2 separate regions of the Homo sapiens genome follow, and region 1 is linked to region 2. A link is a loop called in an ENCODE intact Hi-C map of the cell type or tissue named here. Cell type or tissue: PC-9. All regions are shown on one strand.

Region 1 (8,000 bases), 400 kb before region 2:
GACATAGTGAGACCCACATCTCTGTGAAAAATAAAAAAAATAAGCCGGGCGCGGTGGCTCACGCCTGTAATCCCAGCACTTTGGGAGGCCGAAGCAGGCAGATCACGAGGTCAGGAGATCGAGACCATCCTGGCTAACGCGGTGAAACCCCGTCTCTACTAAAAATACAAAATATTAGCCGGGCGTAGTGGCGGGCGCCTGTAGTCCCAGCTACTCGGGAGGCTGAGGCAGGAGAATGGCATGAACCCGGGAGGCGGAGCCTGCAGTGAGCCGAGATTGCGCCACTGCACTCCAGCCTGGGCGACACAGCAAGACTCCGTCTCAAAAAATAAAAAAATTAAGAAAATAAGCCAGGCATGGTGGCGTGCACATGTAGTCCCAGCTACTCAGGAGGCTGAGGGAGAAGGATCACTTGAGCCCAGGAATTTAAGGATGCAATGAGCTGTGATTGTGCCACTGCCTTCCAGCCTGAGTGAGAGCAAGACTCATACACACAGACACACAAACTCCTCCCATCCTTGCCCTTAGTCATCAGTTTCACCTCTGCAGAGGTGTTGCTGATACAGTGAAGTGTGTTAGCATTTAGAGACTTCAGACTTAAAGATTACTATACATAGATTGCAGGAGCTTTTTATCCCTGTGTTCACTTTTAAATTCCATTTTAATGCTGCAGTGCTCTTCAAAATATCACAAAGACTGTAAGAGACAGAAATTTTCTTTTGGCTATTCCTTTTTTTTTTTTTTTGAGACGGAGTCTCGCTCTGTCGCCCAGGCTGGAGTGCAGTGGCGCGATCTCGGCTCACTGCAAGCTCCGCCTCCGAGGTTCACGCCATTCTCCTGCCTCAGCCTCCCGAGTAGCTGGGACTACAGGCCCCCGCTACCACGCCCAGCTAATTTTTTTTTGTATTTTTAGTAGAGACGGGGTTTCACCGTGTTAGCCAGGATGGTCTCGATATCCTGACCTCGTGATCCACCCGCCTTGGCCTCCCAAAGTGCTGGGATTACAGGCGTGAGCCACCGCGCCCGGCCTCTTTTGGCTACTTTTGTAAAGGATAGCCAAATTCTCCTTTTTAAAGTACAGTCATGCATTGCTTACTGATGGGGATACCTTCTGAGAAATGTGTCATTAGGAAATTTCATCATCATGCTCACATTATAGAGTGTACTTACACAAACCTAGATGGTATATATAGCCTACTAGACACCTAGCTATATGGCATAGCCTGTTGTTCCTAGGCTACAAATCTGTACAGCATGTTACTAGTGCTGAATACTACTGTAACATAATGGTAAGTATTTGTATACCTAAACATAGAAAAGGAACAGTAAAAATACAGTATAAAAGATACAAGGCTGGGCTGGGGTGGCTCATGCCTATAATCCCAACACTTTGGGAAGCTGAGGTGGGCAGATCACCTGAGGTCAGTAGTTCGTGATTAGCCTGGCCAACATGGTGAAACCCCATCTTTACTAAAAATACAAAAATTAGCTGGGTGTGGTGGCACATGCCTGTAATCCCAGCTACTGGGGAGGCTGAGGCAGGAGAATCGCTTGAACCTGGGAGGCAGAGGTCGCAGTGAGCCGAGATCGTGCCATTGCACTCCAGCCTGAGCAACAAGAGCGAAACTCTGTCTCAAAAAACAAACCAACAAACAAAAACCCCAAAAAAGATACAAAATAGTACACTTGTATAGGGCACTTACCATAAATGGAGCTTGCAGGACTGGAAGTTGCTTTGAATGATTCAGTGAGTGGGTGGTGAATGAATGTGAAGGCCTAGGACTTTATACTGTATAGTACTGGAGACTATGAACAGTGTGCATAGGCTCCTCTAAATTTATAAAAATATTTTTCTTCAATAATAAGTTAACCTTAGCTTACCATAACTTTTTAACTTTATAAACCTTTACATTAAAAAATTTTTTTGAGTTTTTGTAAAACACTTAGCTTAAAACACAAATACCTTGTATGACTGCACAAAATGTTTTATTTCTTCATATCCATATTCTGTAAGCTTTTTGCTTTTTATTGAGAAGGGATTTTACTCTGCCACCCAGGCTGCAGTGCAATGGCGCAATCTCAGCTCACTGCAATCTTCGCTTCCTGGGCTCAAGTGATTCTCTCACCTCAGGCTCCTGAGTAGCTGGGACTATGGGCACAGATCACCAGGCCCGGCAAATTTTTGTATTTTTTGTAGAGACGGGGTTTCACCATGTTGCCCAGGCTGGTCTCCAACTCCTGGACTTAAGTGATCCTTCCCCTCTTGGCCACCCAGAGTGCTGGGATTACAGACCCGTGAGCCATGGCACCTGGTCTATTTTTAATTAAAAAAAATTGTTTTTTCACTTTTAAAAACTTGTATGTTAAAAATGAAGAAACAAACACACATATTAGCCTTGGTCTATACAGGGTGAGGATCATCAATATCACTGTCTTCCAGCTCCACATCTTGTCACACTGGAATGTCTTCAAGGGCATTAACACATATGGAGCTGTCATGTCCTGTGATAACAATGCCTTCTTGTGGATCCCTCCTGAAGGACCTGCCTGAGACTGTTTTACAGTTCTTTTTTTATGAGTAGAAGGAGTACACTCTAAAATAATGATAAAGGGCCAGGCGTGGTGGCTCACGCCTGTAATCCCAGCACTTTGGGATGCCGAGGTGGGCGGATCACTTGGGGTCAGGAGCTTGAGACCAGCTTGGCCAACATAGTGAAACCCCGTCTCTACTAAAAATACAAAAATTAGCCGGGCGTGGTGGCAGATACCTGTAGTCCCAACTACTCGGGGGAGCTGAGACAGGAGAATCGCTTGAACCTGGGGCGGAGGTTGCAGTGAGCTGAGATCGAGCCACTGCACTCCAGCCTGGGCGACAGAGCGAGACTCTGTCTCAAAAAATAAAAAATAAAAATAAATAAAATATTGATAAAAAGTACCAGTAACTACTGGGCGCGGTGGCTTATGCCTGCAATCCCAGCACTTTGGGAGGCCGAGGCTGGCAGACACCTGAGGCCAGGAGTTCGAGACCAGCTGCCCAACATGGTGAAACACTGTCTCTCTAAAAATACAAAAATTAGCTGGCATGGTGGCACACGTCTATAATTCCAGCTACTCAAGAGGCTGAGGCAGGAGAATCGCTTGGACCTGGGAGGTGGAGGTTGCAGTGAGCCGAGATAACACTACTGCACTCTATCCTGGGCCACAGAGCAAGATTCTGTCTCAAAAAAAAAAAAAAGTATCAGTAACATAGTTTTTTATTATCATTAGCAATTATATATTGTACATAATTGCAAGTGCTATACTTTTATACAACTGGCAGCCAGTAGGTTTGTTTACACAAGCATCACCAGAAACGTGGGTAATGCCTGGCACTAAGAGGTTATAATGGCTAAGATGGTTATGATGTCACTAGGCAATAGGAATTTTTCAATTTCATTGTAATCCTATGGGGCCACAAATAAATGCCCTATGTGGCACATGACTGTATTATTATTATTACTATTATTTTGTAAAAATTCCTGGAAAGGTTTAGGGCAGATTGCAGTGGCAAGGCAGCTACTCACATGAGCCAGAACCTGCCCAATTTTTCTTTCTTTTTTTTTTTTTTTTGAGACGGAGTCTCGTTCTGTCACCCAGGCGGGAGTGCAGTGGCGCCATCTCGGTTCACTGCAAGCTCCGCCTTCCGGGTTCACGCCATTCTCCTGCCTCAGCCTCCGGAGTAGCTGGGACTACAGGTGCCCGCCACCACACCCGGCGACTTTTTTTTTTTGTATTTTTAGTAGAGACAGGGTTTCACCGTGTTAGCCAGGATGGTCTCGATCTCCTGACCTTGTGATCCGCCCGCCTCAGCCTACCAAAGTGCTGGGATTACAAGCGTGAGCCAGTGAGCCTGGCCCAAGCCTGGCCAGTTCTAAATGAGGTCAATCAGGATGCACCCACCCTTCTATACTCAGCTGTGATGCCTGGGACTCTGCAAAACACACTTCTGCTTTGCCTTTGCTTCCCTGCTAGGCTTTGCCAATAGGGGGAACTAGAGGGAAATGGAAAGACTGAAGGCGCCCTCCAGTCCGCTTTCTGTTTCTCTGAGTGTCACTTATTCAGGACTTCACTCTGGCTGGAGCAGTTCGTTAGGTAGCAGCAGCTGACTCAGTTTTTCCAACTCTTGAAAAGCCAGCCTAATTGTCTCTAACCCCCTCACCAGCACCAGCCGGCTCCTTCCTCAGAGGTTTGAGTTGCAGCTCTAGAGGTCCCTTTCTCTAGGTTTCTAAGATTTTCCCTTTGATTTTTTCAAGGTAGCTGCTAGTTGCTACCTCCATGACACCTTAGAGTTCTCTTTTTACCCTTTAGTAGTTAACTATAGATATATGATCATATATGTAGTTATATATAGTATATATAGTTATATATATATATATATATATATATATATATATTTTTTTTTTTTTTTTTTTTTTTTTTTGAGACAGAGTCTCACCCTGTCACCAAGGCTGGAGTGTAATGGCGAGATCTCGGCTGACTGCAACCTCTGCTTCCTGGGTTCAAATGATTCTTCTGCCTCAGCCTCCCCAGTGGCTGGGATTACAGGCGCCCACCACCACGCCCAGCTAATTTTTGTATTTGTGGTAGAGACGGGGTTTCACCATGTTGGCCAGGCTGGTCTCGAACTGCTGACCTCATGATCCACCCGCCTTGGCTTCCCAAAGTGCTGGGATTACAGGTGTGAGCCACCGCGCCTGGCCCTAGTAGTTAACAATATTATACCCAGTTAATGATATCTTATATTGTCTCTGTTCAGATAAGTGATGGGCTGGGCACAGTGGCTCATGTGTGTAATTCCAGCACTTAGGGAGGCGGAGTTGGTGGTAGGAGGATCCCTTGAGCCCAGGAGTTTGAGACCAGCCTGAGCGACAGAGTGAGACCCTGTATCAAAACAAAAAAACATTGTATTTTCTGGAACCTGAATGAATGTTGACTGATACAGCATATGATTTTGTTTTGTTTTGTTTTTAAACTTTCTCTTATCAAAAACTTTAAGCTCATATGAAAGTAAAACAAATAGTGCAGTGAACCTGGCATCACTCAGCTACAATAATATCTCATGGCCTCTTTTACTTTATTTTATATTCTCATTTATTTTGCCCCATTTTCAACTGGGTATGTTGAAGTAAATTTAAAGTAAATTGGCAACAAATGTTTTTACAAGAAAATTGTTTCTTTAAAAAAAACTTGGGTCACTAGAATTTGTACAATGTGCATGCATTACCTATTTTATCCACTAGCAATGCACAAATGGAAAATGAAACTTTTTTTTTCTCTTGCAGAAATGTAACTTGTATATATTTTTTTCCTTTTTTTTTTTGAGCCAGAGTCTCACTGTGTCGCCCAGGCTGGAGTACAGTGGCAGGATCTTAGTTCACTGCAACCCCTGCCTCCCATGTTCAAGCGATTCTCCTGCCTCAGCCTCCTGAGTAACTGGAACTACAGGTACCCGCCACCATGCCTAGCTAATTTTTTTGTATTTTTAGTAGAGACGGGGTTTTGCCATGTTGGCCAGGCTGGTCTCAAACTCCTGACCTCAAGTGATCCGCCCGCCTTGGCCTCCCAAAGTGCTGGGATTACAGGCGTGAGCCACCCCACCCAGCCTGTTTCATCAAATTTATATGCTACAAAATAGTAAGCCCTCTCAATTTCACTCCATTCCAGTACAGAATATAATGGGTTTTTTTTGTTTTGTTTTTTGTTTTTTTTTGAGACAGAGTCTTACTCTGTCACCCAGGCTGTAGTGCAGTGGCTGCCATTTCAGCTCATTGCAACCTCTGCCTCTCAGGGTCAAGTGATTCTCCTCCCTCAGCCTCCAGAGTAGCTGGGATTACAGGCATGCGCCACCACACCCAGATAATTTTTGTACTTTTAGGAGAGACGAGGTTTCGCCATGTTAGCCAGGCTGTCTCAAATTCCTGACCTCACGTGATCTGCCAGCCTCAGCCTCCCAAAGTGCGGGGATTACAGGCATGAACCACCACGCCTGGCCAGAATATACATTTATCCAATTAAAAATGGAAGTTCATTGCTTCGAGAGGCTGAGGTGGGAGGATTGCTTGAACCCAGGAGTTCAAGACCAGCCTGGGCAACATAGCGAAACCCCATCTCTACAATAAATACAAAAAGTTAGCTGGGTGTGGTGGTGGTCCCTGCCTATAGTCCCAGCTACCCTGGAGGCTGAGGTGGGAAAATCACCTGAGCCTAGGAGGTTGAGGCTGCAGTGAGCCAAGATCGTGCCACTGCACCCCTGCCTGGTGACAGAGTAAGACCTGTCTCAAAAAAAAAAAAAAAAAAAAGTTGCATTACAAGATTTTTTCCATAAGCCAAGGTATTTCAGAGTGATTTATCATTATTTTTTCAAGCTTTCCCTGCTAGGGATCAAGTCTAATGTCTTCCTGTTTGCAAGTATTGCTCTCAACACTTTGCAACTTAGTAAGGGCTCATAAACCGAAGTTTCTTTCTTTCCTTTTTTTTTTTTCTTTTAGATGGAGTCTCACTCTGTCACCCAGGCTGAAGTGCAGTGGCATGGTATCAGCTCACGGCAACCTCCACCTCCCAGGTTGAAGCAATTCTCCTGCCTCAGCCTCCTGAGTAGCTGGAATTACAGGTGCCTGCCACTGTGCCTGGCTAATTTTTGTATTTTTAAGAAAGACTGGGTTTCACTATGTTGGCCAGGCTGGTCTTGAACTCCTGACCTCAAGTAATCTGCCTGCCTTGGCCTCCTGAAGTGCTGGGATTACAAGCCTGAGCCACTGCTCCCGGCCTGAAGTTTCTTTCTTTTTTTTTTTTTCAGAGTCGGAGTCTCACTCTGTCACCCAGGCTGGAGTGCAATGTTTCAATCTCAGCTCACTCCAACCTCCACCTCCTGGGTTCAAGCAATTCTCCTGCCTCAGCCTCCCAAGTAGCTGGGATTACAGACACCCACCACCATGCCCAGCTAATTTTTGTATTTTTAGTAGAGGCAAGGTTTCACCATATTGGCCAGGCTGGTCTCTTGACCAGGCTGGTCTCGAACTCCTGACCTCGTGATCCACCTGCCGTGGCCTCTCAAAGTGCTTGGGATCACAGGCATGAGCCACCGTGCCTGGCCGAAGTTTCTTATCATTCTATTCATTCAATGCTCAGATGAAAGGTTCCCAATTGATTTTAAATAAAATACTATCAGCTGGGCGCAAGTGGCTCATCTGAGGTCAGGAGTTGGAGACCAGCCTGGCCAACATGGTGAAACCTCATCTCTACTAAAAATACAAAAAATTAGCTGGGCGTTGTGGTGGACGTCTCCAATCCCAGCTACTCAGGAGGCTGAGGCAGGAGAATCGCTTGAACCCGGGAGGCGGAGGTTGCAGTGAGCTGAGATCACACCCTTGGACTCCAGCCTGGGCAACAAGAGTGAAACTCCTTAATCAATCAATCAATCAATCAATAAAATACTACCAAAATTTAGAGGCTTCATTTATCAAAAATTTCAGTATAGGATAGGTTGATTTTCAAAGGCTTAAACATTTCTAAAAAGGATGATGGGCAAAACCTGCCATGCTGAAGTGCTTTTTAAAAATTTATTTATTTTTATTATTATTTTTTTTTGAGACAGGGTCTCTCTCTGTTGCCCAGGCTGGAGTGCAGTGGTGCAATCATAGCTCTCTGCTGCCTTGAAGTCCTGGGCTCACATGATTCTCCTGCCTAAGCCTCCCAATTAGCTAGGACTACAGATGCCTGCCACAATGCTAGCTAATTACAAAAAAATTTCTTTTATATAGATGAAGTCTTGCTATGTTGCCCAGGCAGGCTGGCCTCAAGCGTTCCTCCCAGTTAAGCCTCCCAAAGTGCTGAGATTGCAGGTGTGAGCCGAAGTGCTTTTTAGATTCAACATCTACTTTATCACAGCAATTTTGTAGGTTAGTTACTCAAAACTTGTTAAAATTTGGCTACTACATCTTCTATTTTAGTTGGTAAAATAA
Region 2 (8,000 bases):
ACAGGTGGCCACAGAGTCTCAGTAATGCCCTGTTCATACCCACTTCACAGCCCTCTGTGGATGGAAGCTAACTAGTCCCAGGAGGAGTCATGAAGAAGTGGTGGCTGGCTTTGGGAGTAGCCTGCCTCATGGCACTGCTAGTCTCTCCTGAGGGCCCAGCCGCCCCTGAGGACCCAAGCTTTAGGGTGAAGACTAGCAGATGAGCAGGACAGAGAACTGCTGATGTACAGAAACTGTTCTCTTGCTCTCTTCCTCCACGCCTGGGCCTGAGAACCTGGAGCTAGCTCTTTTTGGAGTTACAGAATTGGGAGAGAGGCCTTGGCTTCTCCTGCTATGACTGACTGATGACATGAGGAGCAGGGATGGTATGAGCCCTCAGACCTGGTTCCTTCCAGACCTGCCTGGGGCAAGTGGTGGCCCTGCTCCTCCCGTGCAACCCTTCCTTCTGGAGGGTCAGGAAGCCTGTCTCTCTTTTCCTCTTTGTCCCTGGTGTGTCCTTCTGGGTAAATGTGTCTGCTCTGCACACTTGAAGCTGCCCATGGAGGGGGTGTGTAGGTGGGAAGGAGTCCAGCTGTGGCTGCATGCCAGGCTCCAGAGTTTCCAGTGCACCTCACCAGTGGCAGAGTTGAGACACACATGTGCACACATGCACACACATGCACATACACATGCATACTCATGCACATACCCACAGCCACACACATACACATGGACCCACATGCACACATGTGGACACACAGAGACACACATGTACATGCACACACATACACATTTTCTATCAAACTGGCCTGTTTCCAGTTGGCTCCAGCCCACCAGGTGGGCAGTGAAGGTATGCTTACTGTCCTTAATACTTGCCCTAGGGGTAGTGACAGTGCTATTACCAGCTCCTGTGACTTTGTCACCAAGAGAAATCACAGATAGTTCCATATCCAATTACAGTTACGGCAGATACTCTGAAATATGGTTTCTCACCAGTGCTTTAAAATTACGGTGCTTCATAGACACAGGGAGGGGAACATCACACACTGGGGCCTGTCGGGGTTGGGGGACAAGGGAAGGGAGAGCGCTGGGACAAATACCTAATGCATGCGGGGCTTAAAGCCTAGATGACAGGTTGATAGGTGCAGCAAACCACCATGGCACATGTATACCTATGTAACAAACCTGCGCATTCTGCACATGTATCCCAGAACTTAAAGTGAAATAAAAATAAAATAAAATAAAATGAAATTACGGTGCTTGCTACACATTCTGCTGGATCTCGTTGTATTTAATGCATAATGAAGAAACACACATGTCACAATATCACAACTCCATTGCCTTTCAAATCGTAAGGGTTTTAGTCCATGCATTGGAAAACATTATTCTGCTCCTAGTCACATCTTTGGACGCCAGGACTCTTCTGACATGCCACAGGATAACTGTCCAAGCAACAGTCTACCACAAATGGTAGACACAATCACACTAAATTCCAGGAACCAATAGAAAATCCTCAGTGATGCATTCAACCAGGCCGAAAGCAGGAGAAGCAGAGGACACAGGCCATGGGGGTTGCTGGGCTCCTGCAGGGTGCTGGGTTATCTCTCCTCTGAGTGAGAAGGAAAGTGCTGGAAGGTGAAGGAAGATGATGGGATTTAAAACAGTGGTTCTGAAACATTTGCACTTGGTGTTCTTAAAAATATTGAGGGGACAAGGAACTTTTGTGTATATGTCTCTCCATGTTTAACATAAGAAATCCAAACAAAGGAATTTAAAAAATAGGAATACAAAGCAACCGTTCCATTCCATTAGTCATGGAGGTGCCAGAAAGCTCCACTTGGGAGAAAGTGAGAGTGAAAAGGCATTTTTTTCTTAGTATTTTTATGTCACAGGTATCCCAAAGGAGGCTGGGGGTGCCCACAGGAGTCCTCAGGGAGGCTGAGGTCAGGGGGAGGATGGGGAGCCCGGATGCTGTTTTGCATATGACTGGTGAGAGAAGCCTACAGACACCCAGGTGGAGATGTTACAGACAGACTGGAAACATGAAATGGCATTAAGGGGGAAGTCTCAGCTGGAGGTAAGCATTTAGGGGTCGTCCACATAGAGGTGCATTTGGAACTGAGGATGGAGTGTGAGGAGGTGAGAGAAGAGGCCCCAGACTGGGAACAGGAAAAGCTGGCACCAGAAGGGTGGTGTGGAGGTGGAGGGCAGCCAGGGATGGGAGAGGATGGCAATCAGTGTATGCCCTGACCTGAATGTGCCACATCTGTGCTCTGCTGTCTAGCCGGTGAGCTGTTTGCAGAGCTCTGGCTTTTGGATGCAAACAGCTCACCAGGACCCACATGTCTGGATGGTGGGGAAACCACTCCTTTCCCGTGAGCAGGCTCCTGTCTTCCCTTGTGTCTCCTCTGTGTAGGGAGGTGTCCTGCTCATTCATGCAGGGACTTCAACAGAAAGATGACCTTGCATGTGGGGAAAGGAATGGAGGTGCCTGAGACAATGCCTGGAGCCCCAGCTGCTCCCTGCTCCCCACATCCTGCCCTCCCCAAAATGGGGTTGAGCACCCAGCCCCACCCACCGCCATGGATCTCAGTGGCCCCTGCCTGCTCCTCCCAGGAGAGTGGAGATGTAAGGTAACTGGGGGGACTGTCCAGGCCCCCATGGGCGCCTCTGGTGAATGTCCATCCTGCTGCTCCCTAGAAAATTCCCTGCAAATAGAAGACGGCAAGGAGGGCTGCGAGCTGAGTGTGACTGTGGGTGAGGCCACTCACCTGCTCAGAGCCCCAGTTTCCACATGAGAAATTAGATCCATCCTGATGGTTTCTAGAAGTTAGAAACATGCAGTGGCAGTTGAAGAGCTTCTCAGTTCTGACCTCGGGACACACGTGTCCCCTTCCTTGGGGACTGCCTGTGCCACCTCCACTGGCTTGGTCATCTGGGTTCATGGTTCACACCCACCCTTCCAGGCTGCGGTTCCCTCCTGCTCCAACAGAAGGACCCTGTAGTGGAGGAGTGAGGGTGTACCTGGACACCAGCGCAAGATAGGAGGGGCCCCTGATTTCCCGGACGCCAGCTCGGAGCAGATGGCCTGGCAGGGAGGTTTTGCTTTTGCGCAGGGCCACAGAGCAAGGTAGGAGGGGCATCTTCAGATATTCTCAACCGGAACTCCTTATTCACACCAAATTGTGTTCTGACTTCCACCGCCATTCGTTCATTCATTCATTCATCCACTCAACAAATAAGGAGCAGCTGCGTTCCAGGCGCTGGTTGTGGCTGTGGCAGGGTGCAGGGAGCAGAAGTACGCGGTGAGACGGTGCATGCGCGCGCAATCAGATCCGGGTTAGCAGGATGCATCTTTGAGGTCCCCAAACCAAGCCACCTGCACGGACCCAATATCTCTGGCGCGTCCCGAACGCCGTGGATTGGCGTCTGCCGCCCCCTGCCGGCGGCGCGCTGCACTGCAGACACTGAACTCGCCCAATGGGTGCGCTGAGGGTGGAAGACCCTGACCCTGCTCTTCAAACCTCAAAGGGCAGTTTCTTCTCACTGATGAAGGGGCTGGTTGCTGTCTTAAGCATGTAAAAAGGAGGGCCATGCCTTTGAGGAGTGAACCGGGTTGTCTCATAGATCTGCTTAGGTTTGATTCAGAGCATCTCCAGCGCTCCCGTCCCTGGTGCATTGTAGAGACAGGAGCTGGAGGGGCCTGGGGACCTGCGGACCCAGTGTCACCTGCCCATACCCTTACACATTTCACAGACTAGGAGGGACAGGGAAAAGGGCTTTGCACATTCAGGGAGAGTTAGGGCTAAGACCATGCATGGGGCCCTCATCCCCTGACTTTCAGCCCAGGGCTCCTCCCATAACCCCGGAGTCCTCAAAGAAGCCCTGGGACAGCCTGATGCTCCTCCTGGGAGGACTGAGCTGGGGACCAGGGCTGGAGTAGGGGGTCCTTGTGTGGCTATGGTCCTTCCAGTCCCTGTGAGCTCGGCTATGACTCGAGTTAATGACCTTGAGAAAGCTCTGAGCCCTTTAGGCAAATGCAAGACGGGTTATAAGCTACAAGAGCAGAAAAACAAAGGGAAAGCGAGGAAGCCGGCTTTCTGGATGGTCTGGCAAATGCAGATCCCAAGCCTCTATACCGCAGAGCCAGGCCCAGGTGAGTGGTGTGGTTCGCCATTTGCTGGTTTGGGTCCTGAAACTCCTCATGTGAACCCCATGTTTCCTTCTCCACATCTGGGAGGTGACCAGGCTGGGCCTCACCTTGTTTATTGGGCTAAGGGCACTGCCTCTCATTAAAATGCAAATTCCTCAGGAAGGCAAGGCCTCGAATTATTAAGTTACTGGTAGAAAGTTTTAAATACATTTCTTTAAAAAGATGTGCTAAGGAGATTAGAAAAAGCTGGGAGACACGGGCTGATCAGCGATTATTGTCCCCAGGGAGCTGACTTGCGCATTTCAGGGGGTAGTGGTGGAGGTGGGCTCTGTGGGAACTACATGCTGGGTACAGGCTGCCGGGGAGGACCTGATATCTGGGAGCAGGTGACAAGGCCTCTCATCCTGACAAACTGTGGGAGATGCATAGCTGAGGAGAGAAGAGGGAGTGAAGGGAGTGGGGTCAGGCCCAGTGTCCCAGGACTTTGTTAGGACAGGCAGTGGACTGTGTTTCTAGCTCCCCACAGCAGAACATGGCTGTTATTAATCTCTCCCTTTCCAAACAGTGACACGGAGGCACACAGAGACTGAGGGGCAGGGTGAGTCAACTGCTCATTTTTGTCAGCTAGTGGGATAATTTCTCTTAGGGAGTGAACTAACTCTGTTTAGGAGAGTAACTAAGAGGGTAGAAGGCACAGTCCAGAGGGCATGGGTTGGGCAGAGAGAACCTAGAAACAGTGAAGCAAGCCTGCCAAAGAGTAGGGCCTCTGCTGCCTGGGAGAGAGGAGAGACCACGAGGGAGGGAGCCATGGAAGAGACAGAGCCAGGCCCATGGCCTTGGTCAGCAGAAAAGGCTGGGGGACTTTCAGGTGTCCAAGTTTTACAATTACTTTTAATTTATTTGTGCACATACCCACTTAGATACATCATTTCATTTAAATACGCACATGTGGTCACACAACATTTTAAAAACGTATTTATTTTAAATAATTTTCAGATGATAATTTATTTTTTTCTTCCTCGCCTTCTTCTCCTCTCCCTCCTCCTTTTTGCTTCCAGGGTGACTCATGTCAAAAACATTGTGGATGTCCCTTTCCAGTTTCCTATTGACTTGTGTATTACCTTACAGCATTTCTCCCCATTCAGCTGTCCCTAGTAGAAATCCTTAGGCTAACCTGGTACCACCGATTCATAGTCTTTAATGGCTGAATAATAACCCACAGTGGGAATGTGCTACCATGATTGATCCAGCCATCTGCCTACTAAAGGGCGTTCACTTTGTTTCCAGGTTTTTGCCATCGGAATAGCTTTGCATTCAATGTCTCATGCATAAATATGCCTTTATCTACTGGTGCTGTTATTTCTTCGGGACAGTCCAAAATCTTATGATACATGTTAAAACGTTGCTGGAAGTCAGGAACCCTGAACGGAGGGACCGGCTGAAGCCATGGCAGAAAAACATAAATTGTGAAGATTTCATGGACATTTATTAGTTCCCCAAATTAATACTTTTATAATTTCTTATGCCTGTCTTTACTGCAATCTCTGAACATAAATTGTGAAGATTTCATGGACACTTATCACTTCCCCAATCAATACCGTTTTGATTTCCTATGCCTGTCTTAACTTTAGTCTCTTAATCCCATCATCTTCGTAAACTGAGGAGGATGTGTGTCTCCTCAGGACCCTGTGATGATTGCGTTAACTGCACAAATGGTTTGTAGAGCATGTGTGTTTAAACAATATAAAATCTGGGCACCTTGAAAAAAGAACAGGATAACAGCAATGTTCAGGGAACAAGAGAGATAACCTTAAACTCTGACCACCGGTGAGCCGGGCGGAACAGAGTCATATTTCTCTTCTTTCAAAAGAAAATGGGAGAAATATCACTGAATTATTTTCCTCAGCAAGAAACATCCCTGAGAAAGAGAATGTGTTCCTGAGGGTAGGCCTCTAAAATGGCCGCTTTGAGGGGTGGCCGTCTTTTATGGCCGAAGACGTAGGGATGAAATAAGCCCCAGTCTCCCGTAGCACTCCCAGGCTTATTAGGATGAGGAAATTCCTGCCTAATAAATTTTGGTCAGACCGGTTGTCTGCTCTCAAACCCTGTCTCCTGATAGGATGTTATCAATGACAATGCGTGCCTGAAACTTCATTAGCAATTTTAATTTCACCCTGGTCCTGTGGTCCTGCGATCTCGCCCTGCCTCCATTTGCCTTGTGATACTCTATTACCTTATGAAGCATGTGATCTCTGTGACCCACATCCTATTCATACACTCCCTCCCCTTTTGAATATCACTAATAAAAACTTGCTGGTTTTACGGCTCAGGAGGCATCAAGGAACCTGCCGACATGTGATGCCTCCCCCGGACACCCAGCTTTAAAATTTCTCTCTTTTGTACTCTGTCCCTTTATTTCTCAGACTGGCCGACACTTAGGGAATATAGAAAAGAACCTACGTGAAATATCGGGGGTGAATTTCACCTGTATCTGGCTGAATTTCCCCCGATATATGTGCATTTCAGAAAGTTAAAATCTATAGCCGTAGAGCTAGGCTGTGTTACTTGCATTCCTACCAGCAATACATGAGGGTACCATCTTCCTTGGATTGTCACTTAGTGGGTGTTATCACTTTTTGTATTTTTACTAGTATAATTCTTTTAAAGTGATATCTCATTCTTTTAAAATTTTAATGTCCCTAGTAATTTTGAGCATCCTTTCACATTTGTTAGCTGTTCAGATTTGCTCCTCTGTAAATTTCTTTTCTTATCCTTTCTCCATTTTGACTTTTCCATATCAATACAACAGAGCTCTTATATATTATAGATATTAACCCTCTGTCATCTCATGACAAATATTTGTTCCCGATTTATCATGTGTTTATAATGTCTTTTGCCATATGGAAGTCTGTTATTCTTTTGTGAAAAATTTTAGTTAGAAATAGTTATAGACTCATAGGAAATTGTAAAAGTAAATACAGAGTCCTGTGTACCCTTCGCCCACCTGCCACATTTGTGATACCTTATGTAGCTAAGTCACTAATGTTACATCTGCACAACTATGGATAGCAGTACATTGTCACAACCAGAAAACTGATGTGGGTGCATTGCTGTTAACTAGCCTATAGACCTTATTTAGTTTTTACCATTTTTTTTTTTGGTACAGAGTCTCGCTCTGTTGCCCAGGCTGGAGTGCAGTGGCTCGATCTCGGCTCACTGCAACCTCTGCCTCCCAGGTTCAAGTGATTCTCCTGCCTCAGTCTCCCGAGTAGCTGGGATTACAGGTGCCTGCCACTGCACTGGGCTAATTTTTGTATTTTTAGTAAAGACGTGATTTTGTTATGTTGACCAGGCTGGTCTTGAACTGCTGACCTCAGGTGATCCACCCGCCTTGGCCTCCCAAAGTGCTGGGATTACAGGTGTGAGCCACTGCGCCCTGCCAGTTTTCACCATTTTTTAAAAGCTGCACTTATGTGCATGGTGTGTGTGTGTGTGCCTGTGTGTGTACGTGTAGTTCTCTGCAAACACAGAGAACTACAGTAGTTCTATGTAGTTTCGTCATGAGTGTAGATTTATGTAACCACCCCCACAATCAAGATACAGCAGTGCACATCACCACAAAACAGCTGGTGCTACCGTATCTGTTCATGCCTACACCTAACACCACTCCTTTTTATCCCTTGGCCACCGCTAATCTGCTTTCCATATCTATAGTTTAGTTACTTTGAGAACGTTTTGTAAATGAAATGTTATGCTATATGACCTTTTGAGACTGATTTTTTCCCACCCCATATATATGTAATATATCACAGCTGACATTTTATTTGTAAGGGGTTTTAATTGTAGGAAGGAGGACCCTGGGGGAATG

The links. A loop is a pair of places that touch in the nucleus more often than their neighbours do. Peaks named below come from ENCODE experiments on the same cell type or tissue, not always from the same donor. Only the 100,000 strongest peaks of a DNase experiment are listed, where the experiment ranks them.
Region 1: it touches region 2 in a loop (7-fold over the local background); 3 of 110 quality-filtered maps call a loop at or near these places.

What each region holds. Positions count from the first base shown.
Region 1 is chr7:44,853,092-44,861,091 of GRCh38, forward strand. No RefSeq gene overlaps it. Among named protein-coding and RNA genes, the nearest start is that of H2AZ2-DT, 8.6 kb to the left of the region's middle. In PC-9, CTCF peaks have their summits at 4,012 (motif pointing right), 4,216 and 5,539; DNase peaks (open chromatin) are centred at 520 and 4,040; H3K4me3 peaks cover 1,054 bases.
Region 2 is chr7:45,256,786-45,264,785 of GRCh38, forward strand. LOC107986736 (a long non-coding RNA gene) reads right to left here and starts at 3,279. Exons shown (of 2, transcript XR_001745014.1): 1 at 2,751-3,279; 2 at 1,250-1,607. In PC-9, CTCF peaks have their summits at 3,426 (motif pointing left) and 3,644; no DNase peak of the experiment used is centred here; H3K27me3 peaks cover 5,988 bases.